Regions from separate parts of the Mus musculus genome. Here region 1 is linked to region 2. The links are chromatin loops, found by intact Hi-C in ENCODE. Cell type or tissue: left cerebral cortex. All regions are shown on one strand. Links, peaks and the distances in the headings refer to the core of each region. The heading gives the core; the rest is flanking DNA.

Evidence for each region. Hi-C counts contacts between places; a loop is a spot of excess contacts. Peaks named below come from ENCODE experiments on the same cell type or tissue, not always from the same donor. Only the 100,000 strongest peaks of a DNase experiment are listed, where the experiment ranks them.
Region 1: it touches region 2 in a loop (9-fold over the local background); 2 of 42 quality-filtered maps call a loop at or near these places.

Annotation. Positions count from the first base shown.
Region 1 is chr4:131,715,998-131,723,732 of GRCm38, reverse strand. No RefSeq gene overlaps it. Among named protein-coding and RNA genes, the nearest start is that of Gm42321, 9.3 kb to the right of the region's middle. In left cerebral cortex, for the core only: no CTCF peak of the experiment used is centred there; a DNase peak (open chromatin) is centred at 4,378; H3K27ac peaks cover 330 bases.
Region 2 is chr4:131,520,262-131,527,996 of GRCm38, reverse strand. No RefSeq gene overlaps it. Among named protein-coding and RNA genes, the nearest start is that of Gm831, 33 kb to the right of the region's middle. In left cerebral cortex, for the core only: a CTCF peak has its summit at 5,164 (motif pointing left); DNase peaks (open chromatin) are centred at 2,999, 3,895, 5,018, 6,538 and 1 more place.

The DNA of each region.
Region 1 (7,735 bases), core at 1,668-6,667, 200 kb before region 2:
AACCTCTCTGAACCTGTTTCCTCACTAGTGAGGGAAGGCTGCTCTAAGGATGAAATGAAGCCATTTACTGTGACCAATTTGGGTCACAGTAAATAGAGCGACGAGCCAAGACCCACACTGCCCCCGTGTGGCTGGAGGCAGCCGCAGTTCACTGGGTGAAGAGCCTTTCATAGCAGGGATATATGCAGTGACAACCTTAGTACCGCGAGCAGATTTTGGTCTAGAGCAGTGGTTCTCCACCATCCTGATGTTGCGACACAGTTCCTAGTGTTGTGGTGACACCTCCCCTGACCCATATAATTATTTTGTTGCTACTTCATAACTACAATTTCGCTACTGTTAGGAATTGTAACCTACAGGATAAGAACCATTGGTCTAGAGTTTAAAGTCTTGTGTCAGGTGGTCCTGAGGCTGGTTCTGAGATAATGTGGAACAGATGCAGGTGGGTGTCTTCCCATTCTCTTGACCGTTTGTGGAGAGAAGACACAGGATGGTATGAAGAAATTAAGGGACTGGCAGTGCCACGTCTGGGCCATCTGGGTCCAGAATGGTGGCTCTGTAGTGGCAGGAGGAAGGGCAGGGATCTAAGATAGAGTCAGCTTGTGTCGGTTGGGGCTGAGAAGAGGGAGGCTGGCTTAAGCCAGGCACCTGGAAGTCCCTTCCCAGGTCTCTTCTCTGAAACCTTCAATACTCCCCAGGGCAGGTGGATGAGTCTATTTCAGGGGAGGAATCTGGGGGTGGGGGTTAGGGTGTGGCCAAGGCCTTATGTGGAAGTAGGAGAAGGCAGGTCTGAAGAGAAGACAGGCTAGGTCAACATTGTGTATTTGTCTGTCTGCATGACCCCAGAATGCACATGGGTGTGCGCCCGCGTGCTCACATACACACACACAGACACACAGAGACACACACAGACACACAGAGACACACAGAGTTCCCTGCTGTCTGGATGCTGCCCCACCTACCCACCGAGCATGCTGGCTAGCTTCCAGGTTTCTGCTGTGCCGTGGCCCAGGTTCAGGAGCTAAGGTGGAGTTGCAAGAGAGGAGACAGGGCTTGGGTAGCCGGGGCTCAGCAGGAGCTGCCTGACCTGGATCTGAACCCGAGGTGGTTTCAAGCCAAGGCCTGCTGAATGTTTGACTTTGAAATGTTCCTTCTTCCTTCTCACTGGCTGGTATCTGCTCCCACCCAGGTCACCAACGGTCACCGCACTGAGAGCAAAGAGGTGAGGAGCAGCAGGGCATGCCTCACATACGTGTGAACTTGACACTGTTACCACTGGCAACCAAGGCAATCTCAGAGGCTGCAAGGGAATTGTCTGTGGCCACAAGCTTATCCCACTTCAGAGGAGTCCTGACCTGGGGACCCAGCTTCTTGGGGGGGTGTGTGTGGGGGCTTTTGGTCCCAGGGACTCTAAAATCAACTGTGTGCTTTAATCTGTCAGACAGTGACAATCTGAACACCAGGAAGGAAGCTGGTGGCCTGCACTAAGCTGGACAAAACTCATGGGAAATAAGATAAGGAATTGACATTTGACCTCCCTCCAGGAGGGAGTCCAAACTCCAGAACTTTCTCTGACCTGTAAAGCCTCGGCAGTTCCTTTTGTCACAAGCCATTAATCTTGGTGGCTTTCTTTCTTAGGTCCTGATGTCCTCCCTCAAGCAGCTACAGGTCCCTCCTCATATGTATCTGCTGTTCACAGACCCTCCCTTATGTGGCAGTACTCTGGCCCTATGGTCCTAACTTGATTGGTTCAGCCTGTGGGGACAGCTCTGAGGACCCTCTGGGGACTTCGAGGAAGGGCCAACAGGAGCAAATCTTTCTCTCCTTGCAATCAGGATCTGGTTATCACAGCCCATGAGAGGTACAGGAAACTAGAAATGGGGCCACTCTGAACACTTAGTCTAGTCCTCACTTGGCGGTTCTCAGTTACCTGACTTATGATGGTCAGCTTTGCAGTATTCTCCATATAGGGTGGATGGATCAGGAAGTAATCCCATTGTAAGTCAGAGATCCCCTGTAGTTTCTCTCTCTTTGGCTCCTTGTGGGCAGTACGTGCTATGATCCCCGTGGACTTTGCGCCTGGCACTTAGATGGGAATTGGTGCCTGGGATGGAGACGGGGAGGATTCAGAAACCAAGCATATGGCGGCCACTGTCACTCACCGGCATGCCTTTTCAAGCCGCAAGTTGCAGGATGACAAGGGTTGGGGAGTGGTTGGAGCTTTGGACTTCCTGTCTTTGGCATGCGTGCTTAGGTTTAAGGTTTGAAGCAGGAGAGGACATCGCCACCTGGAGACAGTGACTCGGGTCTCTACGTCTTGCAGAGATACCTGGAAGGGTCTGGGTAGCAAGAGTCTGATGGTACAGGCCTGGGAGGGGGAAGTGGGGGGACATCTGACCAATTCTAGGAACAGCGGAACCAAGGGACAAGGTCCTCCCGAAAACCCTGTCCACAATGGGCTGAGCATCCCATCTCCTGGTTTCTTGCCCACTACCATTTTCCTTTTAGACAATCAGAGAAGAAGGAAGCTGGAGGTAGGAGAGATCTCCCCAGGCTCCATTGGGGCCATCACCAGGGCACCTCTGCCAGCGCTTCTGGACCTCATCAACCAGGTGGCTTGATTAGCCCGGCTAACATTAAGGAGGGCCTGGTGGGCTGTAGACTGTGGTCTCATTGTCAAGCAGTGGTGCAAAGATTAAGTTAAGTTCTTGTCCCTGAGCCCAGGCACAGCCCCCAAGTTTATCCTGTTCATTTAAAATCTCACCTAGAGCTTTGGAGGAAAAGCCGATTTCATTACAGCTTTCCCGTTTTCAAGGAGTCGTGCCCACACACCTGTCGTCTTGTGATTATTTTCTGTCTACAGAGCCTGTGGCTCCCCCAGGTTCCTCCAGCTGCTCCTCCCACTGACTGGGTCCTCAGAGCTGGCCACAGCGTGGCACAAGCTACCTGCATTATTTACTTAACAATAAAGAGCCAGCTTGGGTGACCTGGTGGGAGAGTAAGTGGAGATTTACTGTGAAATGATTAATCATAAAAGCACAGGTCACAACGGCCTCAGACCAGGAGGAGGAAAGGAATGGAGGGAGAAGCTGCAGGCTGTGCGGTCACGAAGGGTTGACTTGTTTGTGTGATCCAAAATGACTATGGCTCCCATCTTTGCCAGGCTTCTGCCGGGAGAAGGCTTCCGGGAAGACCCGGACCAGCTTTTGTCCCTCTTGCTGTGTGACACCATGTACGTCTCTGGTCCAGTTTCCCTGTGTATTTGATGCAGAGACAGGAGAAGTGGCTTCTTGCTTCATACAAGTAGAAAGGGCATCTTGGTACCACCACACTGGGGCATAGACCCAGGAGAGGCTGAGATCTCAGTCTTAGTCTCTTCTCTAAGGCTCGGGTGTCACCCATGAGAACCTGCAGGTAATAGTAATAAAGAGAAGGCGCAAGCAGCCCCAGTAAGGCCCGAACCACAGGTCAGCACGATAAAAAGACTCCACTTGCTCAGCGGTTCCTTCATTCTGGAACTGGTTAACTCTTACAACTGCCCTAGCCTATTGCTATCTCTAAGCACAGAGGGGGATCACCCAGCAGGTGTCCTGCTCCCTCGGGAGCAGAAAGCAGCAAGCTTGCTTGAACAGCGGGGGGGGGGGGGGCTGCTTTCTACCGCTAACCTCGACAGCGAGCTTCATCACTGTATCTACCACTTTGGCAGGGAGGCCTGAAACAGAGCGCCGGCTGCCAGGGTGGGACATGGTGGGAAGTCTTTTAAATTTGTTTTTCCCTTGGGTACTCTGCCTGCACTCCAAATATTGGCCATTTCAGTTTCATTTAGGATTCTCTTTAGTCTGTGGTAATTAATCCCATTAGTAGTTAATAGCCCTTTATATTAAACTTTCCTCAATAAAATTACCATGTGATCTAGTCTTCTGACTATATCCTGATAGATACAGAACTTGTGTGCTGGCCAGGTATGCACGCCTGTCATCCTAGACAGAAGCAGGAGGATCAGGAGTTCAAGGCCAGCCTTTGCTACACTGTGAGACTCTGTCTAAACAAACAAACAAACAAACAAACAAACAAACAAACAACCCACCAGCCAACCATACATAACAAAATTGGTTTTGGTCCATGGTACAGCTCAGCAGAGGAGTGGACGGCTTCGCTGTTGTTGCTGTTGAGACAGGGTCTTATCACACTGCCCACGCTGCCCAGGTTGGCTTTGCCTTCCACCACCCTCTGTCCTCAGCCTCCTCAGAGCTTGGGTAATACACATGCATAACTGTGCCTAGAAAGATTTTTTTTCTAAGTATAAAAACCACTCTCAACAGCTCATAGGACATGCAAAAATAAAAGACATGGTCCCGGTTTGTCTCAGCAGCCCCAGCTTGCCAATTCCTGGAGTGGAGTTACTGTCTGCCAGAGAGAAGGAAATGAATACTGGGCTTTTCAGAGATGCCTGCGTGGGGCTGTGGGTTGATCCAGCACACCATGTGGCTGCTTGTCAATGTGGGGGTATAATGGCCAGGTGGTGGATGGAGTCTCAGCTCACATTCACCACACGGAAGGCCAAGGAAGCGAGTCTCTGACTTTCTGAAATGTAACCGGAACAGATAAACACAGAACTGGAGCCTCCCTGGGGCTTGACTGTCCGGGGGAGTGATGGCAACAGTGGTAGGATGGCTAAGTAGGCATCCCGACACTTCCTTTCTGTTCCCACAAACACAGTAGATTAGGTGATGCTCCCAGTACAAGGGGAGTTTGTAAAGATGAATGGCGACCTCAAAATTCAAAGTAGCTGGGAGCTTCTGAGAAGGGGTGCTCACCGGTCTGACCAACTGAGAGGTCAAGGGTTGGGAGGAATGCTGTGAACTTGAGCAGGCAGCTGTTGCCATGGCTCCTGTCTCAGATACATGGTCTTCCCAGGACAACCTTGTTGGCTCCAGGCATCCTGCACACAACTGATAAGTTGCTAGTGTCTCTCTTATTATTCTGTTTTATGAGTGATAGGAGGCAATTTGCTTCTGTCTGGGAGGACCACTGTCAGAATGTCACTTAATGGGTCTGGGGAGATGGGTAAGTAAAGTGCTCTCTTTACAACCACGAAGGACAGAGAGTGATCTCTAGCAAATGCATAGAATAAGTGGGGTGTGCTTGTAATCCAATGACCACTGGCCAGTTACCCAAACTACTATGAGTTACAGGTCAGTGAGAGACCCTGTCTCCAAAAATTCAGGTGGATATTGCCTGAAGAATTATGGCTGACATTGTCCTCTGCCCTCCCCTGACACCTGTACCTATCTATCTGCCTACCTACTTGCACACACACACACACACACACACACACACACACACACACACACACACACACACAGGCATGCACACTCACCCTCAGGCCAAATGACAGTTCTCTTTTCACTGTCTCTCTCTCTCACAAAAAAGTACACACACACAGTCTGGAGAAGTCTGCTGTCTAGACCTTGTATGGATCGGATAAGAAGAAAATAGCTACCTAAGGGGTGGAAGTAATCCTTTCATTTACCCAAGATCTCACTGCCTAAGTGAAGTTTCTGGGCTCTGGTAGTCAGCAATTTGTGGAGATGTCCCCACTAGGTAGAAAGATTATCGGCTGCATCTCAGCCGCAGCTGTGAAAGAGGGAGGATGCTGGGCAAGCATTTTGGACTGGAGATGACATCACAGGACCTTTGAGCGTGTTGCTTCTACCTAGCAACTGGACATCCATAACTCTACCAGCTGTGAGTGGAGAACAGAAGCAAGGCCTGTCTATTACTTCCAGATTGGAGCCAGATCTCTTTGCCTCTTCCTTAGCCTTAGGACACAGTGGAGCCAACGATGCTTCAAGTGTCGGGGGGGGGGTAGAAAGGGGTGCTGCTTGGAGCACAGGCTAGCCTTGATGGCAGAACCAGTGAAGATGTGTAGGGTTTGTAGTTAAAACGTGTCCAGCATCTCGTGGTCTCTCCTGATTCCCTTCAGTGTCTGCACAATCCTGCAGGGGCAGGAATTAGGTTGGGTGGACAGCCTAGAGGTTAGGGGAGCTGAGTTCCACATAGGCAGAGTGTGGCTCGATGCCCTGGCACTCACTAGCTTCATGTCCTTGGCACTTTTCTTACTGTAGTGAGAACTATTTAAGCTTAAGCCTGACTAGCTTACAAGTAAATGAGACTCAGACTATGGGTATTTTATTTGGCTTTGACAATTACTGGGGGTCACCCATAATCTACTCTTCTAACTGCAGGCCTGGCTACCTCTCCTTCATTGTACCCCAGACACTTGCTGTTTCTCCTGGCCATGTACTCATGGGTCCTCTCCTTTCCTGGCAGCTTCCTCCACCTCCTCCTTCCTCTTTCCTTCTTGTCTCTCTTCCTCCAACCAGGTCACTCCTAACCCACCTACCTCCAATCCCTCCAGTAATTGGCTGTGGCCAATCTTATTTAACCGATAGTTTTAAATCAAGGAACAAGGTTGGTACAACAAAAGCTTGTAAGGCTGAGAAGTCACTCATAGGCCTAGACCTTTGAATTTAGCATTGCAATACATAGCAACAGACCAAACCTCAACACTTTACCTCTGTGCCATGTTTCTTCTCTGTGGAGTGGTATCTGTGGGTTGTATGTCTGTTTAGGCATCTGCCATCATGAGACCTCGAGTTATACAGGCCTTGAAGTGCTGGGTGTGATGGTCCTTGGGAAGGTCCGAGGTGTGGGGAAGCTGTGAGTTACTGTTTAAGGGATGATAACCCCGGGCCCAGAACAGTTGGGCTCCTTCCTTAGTGACTGAGTGGAAGGGGTGTTCCTTGGCTCCAGAAGAGATGGATACAGAAGTTTGATCTTAAACATTAGGCTATAAAATATCCACATAGTGCCTGGGTGGACCTGGTCCTCCCCAGGCTGGCAAGGGTAGGCTGTACACAGTCTGCCTGAATCACCTGTTTAAAACACAGGCTCTTCAACTAGGCGTGGTGGCACACACCTCTAATCCCGCCAGTCTGAGCTTGAAGCAGGATGACCAAGAATCCAACCCCAGCCTGTGCTACTGTTTTTAAAAAACTGAGCTGGGGATATAGCTCAGTGGTGGAGGGCTTGTCTAGTATGCACAGAGGCTTGGGTTCTGACCCCAGTGCCCCCAAACAAACTCCAGGCTCCTCCAAGATACACTAAGTGAGAACTATCAGAATCTTGGGTGGGAACTTAGACACCTTCCTGCCTCTTCCCCTCCCCAGGGGATTCCTCTGCAGCCCAGCTTAGGGAAATCATTTTGTTTTGATTTTGTGCCTTTTCAGGAAGAGTGCAGAGGATCCAATTCAGAAAGCCAACAAGCTTGGGGACCAGACACGGGCCTCCTGAAGCCTGGCCATGCCTTGACTTTCCTGTCTGGTCCCCAACTCTCAGGGCTGCAAGAGCATGACCATGACAGTGGCTGCTGGTGTCCTCTGGCCCTAGGAGGGGCACTAGGCTCACCTTCATTGGAGGCCAATGTAGCCTCTGCTCCTGCTCATGTGGCATGAAGATGATGGTGTCCCAACTCCTATGAGCATGGATCTGGTAATGCTGTTAATGATGAGGTTTGGAGGGGTACAAATGTCACACCGAGAGCAAACCATGATCTTTCTAGCTCAGCCTCATGAGTGCTAGGTTACGGGTGTGTGCCACCACCCTCTGATACGCAGTCAGCTTTTACCTACCGAGATCATTCTGAAAGCAGCGTGTGCCTCTTGTGGAACAC
Region 2 (7,735 bases), core at 1,839-6,838:
TTTTAACTTCTCACAGCTCGCTTTCAACTGATATTCCAACACTCCCGGCTTGGTGTAGATCCATTCCTGTCTTCTTGCTAAAGTTGTCCCGTTTTCTTCTGCATAACGAGTACCAGTCAATTATCTTTAAAAGGGCTTTAAATAATGACATCACCATTGATATTTACCCACAAGGCTCTCACTTCCAGAGCTGCTGATCACTAGACGGCTATGCCCATTGATCCCATCTGGAACTGCCATTTTCCTTCCACCTGCCCTGATTGGAGTTCTAAGTTGGTTATTCTCTCAAATAAGAAACCAGGTCCCCAGAGATATGGGCAAACATTTTCCCTCTCTGTTACGGCTCGATGGGAGCCATGAGCTGATCTGGAACATGGTGGCTGCTCAGGAAATAGTGGCCTCTGATCATCCGTGTCACACTGTGCAGCTGATGGTGACATATGAGGACTTTGGGGTTCTGATGCATCTCAGCTAAGCCAGATCCCAGGGACATACGGGCCCAGGGACAACCTCTAGTTCTGATACGCTTTGCTGTCAGGTCACCCCATGCATCTCGTGCCGTTCCAGCCCACTCAGGCCTCTCCAGATGTGACCTGCCCACATACACATTGTCTTGTAGGAGTGGACTCTGTTCTTTCTGGCTCTAATCATGTCTAATAGCCAAGATCTACTTGATTTTTAAAATACTCATGTGTCACACACAGAGCTCCAGGGAGACTGTAATTCCACGTGCACAAAAGACAGGAACCATATTGGTAGGCTGTTTCTCTAAATACCTGGAGGTCTCTGGGTAATGACCTCACTTTAATGGAGCATCAAGGAAATCAGAGGTAACACTGGTATTTCTGCAACAGGCTGTTTGGCTTTGTAAGGTGTTAGTCAAGCACTGGGCTAACTCCTGTTTACAGGATCTAGTCATCTGCTCAGAAGCCAAATGAAACCCATTGTCTCGTACCCAGAGCACAGGATGAGGTCCTCAGAAAAGTGATTGGCAGTTGTCAGTGGCCCAACAGGGGATGAGATGGGTGAGGTAAGTGATGTAGGGATGGGATGCTACATCACCCATCTTTCCGACCAAGCTGACAGGAACCTCGTGCTATTGGCTTTACAGGTGGAGAAAGGTAGGCTGCATGAGATGAAACAGCCTAGGCAAAGCCACAGGTAGCAAGGGATTAACACCAGGTCTCACCAGAGCAACCTCCTCAGGCTGGGCTCTTCTCATCCCTGAGCTGGTGTGTGATGGCTGATATTGAGATCAACACAATGGGATTTAGAATCCCTTAGGAAACAATCCCCTGGCACATCTCTGAGGGAGCTGAGGTGGAAACGTTAACCCTAAGTGTGGGCATTGCTACTCCATGGGCTGGAGTCCTGGGGAAGACTAAAAAGAGAAAAGTAAACTGAGTCACAGAGTTCATCTCTCGCTGCTTTCTGACTGTGGATGTCGTGTGACCAACTGCTTCACTGTCCTGTCCCCATGGCTTCACTGCCGTGGCGAGCTGCATCCTTGAATTATGCTGTAAAATAAACCTTTCCTTCCTTTGTATATGGAAAGGGGGGATGCAGGTACCACAAGGACAGAGGCTGGACACATTAGGGCATCCCTGGAAGAAGGATGCTCACCTTGGGCCAAGAATAGACTTAGAGGATGCTTGTGAGCACCCACAATATAGTTCTTGCTCTCCAGTCCATCAGCAGCCAGGGAAGACAAGACAGACTCCTTTAAGCTCTCACTATTTCTACCCTGTAGAAAAATGGATGTTAGCGGCCAACTTGCCCCCTGAAGATGTGGTCCACACAGGCTACTGTGCAAATCCATACTTGGTCTCCTTTACCTCCTCACTTCCTGAGGTGGGGAAAAAAAGTCTGGTCTCAATGCTTTTCTCCAAACTCTAAAATGTGGCTGTTATTTTAGACTCATGGATGTGGTTAAAATGTGGCTCGGGAAGGAACTAGAAAATGTCATCAGGAAATGGCCTACAGAGGGATGATTGTCCCTGGGGGCAGCAAAGTCCCTGCACATTTCAGGGAGAGAGACTGGGACCTTGGAAACACCTACCTTCCTTCTTATTCACTCTGGCAAGGTTCACCAAACCCTACTATGTGCTATGTATAGGTCCTGGAAGTGCAGCTGGAGGAAGGCATGTCTCAGTCACCAGGGGCTAATGAGATGTGGAAATTGAACTCAGGTCCTCAGGCTATAGAGAAACTTGCTACAGTCTAGGCTATGGAGAGACTTGCTATAGTCTAGCTATGGAGAGACTACACAATAAATAGTCTAGTTATGGAGAGAGACAGGTGACATTGAAGGGAGGGCATTCAAAATTATCTCAGAATTTATTCTCTAACAAGGTTCATTCTCTAAGTACAGCAACACTAAGTTGGTGATCCGTTAACACAGAAATATCTAGAAAACAATGATTTAGAAAAGCCAATAACTGACTTTCAGATCACCCACAACATGGAAGAAAGTCAGAGAAATGACAGAATTTCTTGATCTGAATACACATTGAAACATAACAGGACAAGTTGCCAGCTGTGCGTGGGACGTTAGAAGGAGTTCCTTCACTGGATGCAGGGTGATTTGGCTGCTGATGCTTCAAGTCTGGAGCCAACCCAGGTGTTGACTCTGACAGACTGTGGTGTATCCATTGAGGAATTAAGACCCACAATGATGATGAAGATGAGGGGGAGGAGGATGGGGAGGAAGAAGAAGGGGAAGAAGAGGAATAAAAAGAGGAAGAAGAAGAGGAGGAAGAAGAAGAAGAAGAAGAAGAAGAAGAAGAAGAAGAAGAAGAAGAAGAAGAAGAAGAAGAAGAAGAAGAAGAAGAAGAAGAAGAAGAAGAAGAAGAAGAAGAAGAGAAGGAGGAGGAAGAGGAGGAGGGAACAAACCACAGCCACTCACTACAATTCAGAGAAATCTCAAAATAATTCTGTTGGGTGAATCAAGCCAGACAAAAAGATTACATGTGTTACAGTTCCATTTATATATAATTTGAGAAAATGCCACCCATCTGCAGTGGTAAAGAGCATACTGTGGACTGAGAGATGGTTTGGTAAAGTGCTTGCTCTGTAAACATGAGGCCCTGAATTGAGATCCTCAATATCCACTTCAGAGCTAGGTGTGGTGGCATGCTTGTACCTGCAATCCCAGTTCTGGGGAGATAGAGACTGGCAGATCCCTAGATCTCATGTGTCAGTCAGCCTAGCCAAACAGATGAGTCCCAGGTCCACTGAGAGACCCTGCCTCAAAAGGTAAAGTGGAGAACAACTGAGGAAGACACCTAATACTAACCACATAAGGGGCACAAACACACAGACACACACACGCACACGCACACATGCACACACGCACGCACGCACGCACGCACGCACGCACGCACGCACGCGTGCGTTGTAGGTCTGGATCATAAAAGGATTCAAGAAAGGTTTGGACACTGAATGCTCATCTTGATTGTAGTGAGGGTTTTGTAGGTGTATCTGTTTGTCAATGTATCAAGCTCTACCTTTAAATATGCTTGGTTTATTGAATCATACATGTACCCCAGCGACGCTGAGGCTGTTAACAATAAGTCTTAGGTATTTTTAATACTTTTGTCTTATGCCCAGTGCTAAGGATCATTCTACTTTATTTTTATTTTCAAATAAAATATGAGGACGGTTCCATTGTTGCCTTCACTTTGTGAATAATGACACATGCATAGTAAAGAGAAGCAGCACAAAGCCATGTGGTTGAGCAGTAGGTGCTTCTGCTAGAATCCCATTCCAAGTCAATTTTACTCCAGATACGGTGCTTTCAATACCCAAGAAGCACGTCCCGCATCTTTTCCGAATGGCCTTATATGACTCAGGTCCCAGTGATCTCTGCACTGACGGGATTTTCCTGGAGAAGCTGGGGGAGGTGAGGATGGAACTTCAGGGTTCTTGGGAGCTGGGTGCCACCTCTGAATGGGAGGAGGACAAACAGCTGCTGTCCTCATATCCCTTGTCGTTTAGTCATCCCGTGGTCATCAAGAGGGAAGAGTCATATCACTTGCTAGGGTCACACGAGGTCATAGAAGCAGAACGTGCTGAACTGAGCTCATTTTCCCTTCTGCCCCTGCGAAGTCGAGGTCCTTCCCCTCCTGCTAGCTCTTCCCTCTGTCATCCATCTGCACCCAGAGTCTTCTGTGCAATGCTGAATGTTCTCTGACATCAGGGAAGGGCCTACGAAGGAATAGGAGACTGAGAAGAAGAACAGTTAGGGCTATGGTTGAAATGATTCATGGGAACTAAAAAACCCTCCTGTGGCTCAGTGCTGATGGAGGCTTTGACTTTTAACCCAATCTCTATTGTTCCTCACCTACAAAACGGGGTTAATCATGTCAGTCTCAGCTGGCCCTCAAGATACCAAAATGGGTACAACTAATACCCCAGGGATAGACCTCCTCCACAGAGCATTGAGCTTTAAGTGTTCCTGGCTTCCTCTGCCTCCGCATATGACCTGAGATTCCTCAAAGAAAGGCAGAAGGAAGCTTGTTTATACAGCTATGGTGCTCAGAACACAAGGTGAGCATGAACCAGCAGCCTGACAGCACCCAAATCAAGGATCTCCTCCTTGGAGACCAGGTCAGGGCAGATCTGAGACCTGCCTTCCCTAGTAGAAACCCCCTTTCTACCTTCCTGACCTAGTAATTGCTCAGAGCTCAGAGCAGCTCTGGTAGGGAGATCAGGAGGCCCAGAATGATAGAGAGCAGAATTCCCACCACCCTGAGGATAGAGGCAGACTGTCCCTAGTATACTCTTTGCAGTGTGGGGTTGCTTAGCAAGGGATGACATTTTTAGCCCTCTGGCATCTGAGTGACGCTAGAGAACAGACCTGGATAGTGGCATGTGGGTGGTGAGGGAGTAGACCCTTTGGATCACCTGCCCTGGGCTCACTCCCTCTCCTCAGAACCCCAGAGACCACAGCCCAAATACCAACATTATGGTTGAAGGAGACTCAGTCCCTGCACCACACTTGGAGAAGACCACCCTAAGGAAAGTAGGGGAGATGCCACAGCCAGAAGTGTCATCTTGGGATTGTCTGGGAGAGAAACTGAGGCTTTAGGCAAAGTTGCTGTGACTCTGGACTGTTTGATACAGTTCCTCCTATCCTGATAGATACTGCCACCTGCTGCCTTCATCCTCCTCTCCATGCAGTGGGCATGCAGCTGCCCAATCATACTGTATCCATGGTGAAAGAAGAGATTGAGAGAGAGAGAGAGAGAGAGAGAGAGAGAGAGAGAGAGAGAGAGTAGCTAGTGCTTAACTTATCCATCTCTGGACACACCCTCACTGACATACCCAGGGGCATGCTCCCCAGGTTTTCCCCAATCCAGTCACACTGACAATGAAAGTGAACCATCATGACAGAACTGGGAAAGCCAAGCAAAAGGCTAGTAAACAGCATGTATACTGTGTGACAAATGAAAAGGTGACACCATGAGCCAGGACAGACTGCAAGTGGGCTGCCTCCAGCCCAGGTACCTCAGCTCTGCCCTAGGTCTAGGGATCTGAGTACAGAGATGGGAAAGATACAGGCAACAGCCCAGACGGAGGAAGTCTAAACAGGATGGTCACTGTTGTCAGTTCTTCATCGTGATCGAAGCATTTCAGTCCTTCTCCTGGAACATCAGCATCCCCCCAAGCCAGCACATTAACACCTGCCCATGCTGCTGCCCTAAGGTGTGTCTAGCTGTGATGCAGCACACGAGAAACACTCTACCCAGAAGCCCTCAGATCCACTCAGGGTGCCTGGCTATCTGTTCCTGATTAAGCAACATGCCACAGGTCACCATGTGGCCATCTTTAATGTTGGATCCTTTCTGATGTTCTCATTTCCACAACCTGCTAATGGCCAATTTTCTTCTGTGCCTGAAGTTTTGACCCATGTCTCTGACACAGGGTCCCTGGGTCCCTGCCTGCTTGCTTTCCTTCTTCCACAAGAACTGAAAGGCCAGAAAGGTCTCCATGACTGTCTTTCTAAGGAGGGAGGCCAGGGACAAAAAAGAGATATCCCTCTATCAGGTTTCCAGAGCCCAGTGCTCACGCGCTTGCGTGCTCACGCATGTGTGTGTGTGTATGTGTGTAGTATATGTATGGATTGTGTGTCTGTGCACATGTGTGCATGTGTGTCTGTATGTGTGTGTGCATATCTGTATGTGTGTGCATATGTGTGCAAATGTGTTTATTTGTGTGTTGTACACATGTGCACATCTGTGTGTGTCTGTATGTGTGGACACATGTGGGGGACAGACCAGAGATGGGCATTGATAATACAGCCACCGATGCCGTGCTGTAGGGTCTCTCTTTGTCAAGGCACCAATCAGGCCTCACCTAGCATTAATCTTTCTTTCGACAGGCAGGCACCCCATCTGATTCTCACCTAACAGACATCATAAAATGCGTGCTAGAGATAGGTAGGTGAGAAGGAGGGAGGCTAGGATGCAAAGGGATTGCTGACTCGACAGCATCTGGGAACCGAGCTGTGGGATTCCACCCACGAGGGCATCTGGCTCCCAAAATATCCCTGGCTTCCCAGGCTAGCGCACACCCAGAGCCCTTGCAGCTGAGCTGATGTGCAGTTTCCTGCTAGAGTGAGAGAGGCCGGATGCAGTAACCTCGTTGCTACACCATCAGTGTGGTGATCTCCCCAGTAGTGGACAGTGTGTGTGTGTGTGTGTGTGTGTGTGTGTGTGTGTGTGTGTGTGTCTTTCTTTCTAGAGCTGCTTGGTTCATATGTGTACAGGGGGTTCAGCCCTGCAGTTCATTCCCCATGAGGCATCGTGCAGGGTAGTGGGTGTGCTGGTAGGGTGATTGACAGGCGGAACATCTATGACCTCATTATAGATAGTGAAATGTTCATAGATGGGGCATAAAGGGATAGCCATTTGGCCAGTGTGTACCCCACTCTCCTTAATGCTGTCTGCAGAGCCTGGTGGTCGGTCATTTAAGCATTCTAGGATCTGCCTGAGCTCTCATTCAGGCATCTGGCTTCTGACAGAATGTGGGACGCCAGAGATCCCCGCTCTATCTGAATACTGATCAGAGAGCCCAACATGCAGCAGAGGGACTGACAGCTCAGCACACGGCAGAGTGGATGATGGCACTGTGGACCGTTTAGTGCATATTCATTCTCTGCTGAGCTGAATGCCTTCCTGCTCCCATGCCAGCTGTGGAGCTGGCCCAGATCCTGGCTGGAAAGAGGCAGAGCCGGGACTTCAGTCCTGCCTCTTCCCGCAGGCTCGCCCACTCTGTGGTCATGTTGGAGCACTTGCATTTAGAGCCCAGTGTGGACTAAGCCCCAACCAAGCCACCTGTTTATGGAGTGGGGAAGGTGGGCGTGGCACACAACGGATGTAATTCCCATCTCTGCCCTGGGCTTGCAATGTCCATGCTGGACTAATGCAGGCATTGACCAGAAGATAGCAGTCCTATAGCATCGCTCCCCTTTGGACTCTGGCTACCTGGTTCAGGTGACCACACCTATCCTCTGTCCACTCCACAGGCCTAATCGATTCCAGAGTGGCTATTCCTGTGCTGCTACTGAGGCAGGGTGCACCTGGGGACTTGGCAGGCTTCCCCATCTATGTGACTCTCACTAAGCTCTTCATCTTCCCCAGGCCTCGTGTTTCCTCAGGGTTGAACTAGGAATGATGGCCCATCTTGATGAGGGGAGAGCTGTCATGAGATCTTGTGAGGTTACCTGGGAGTT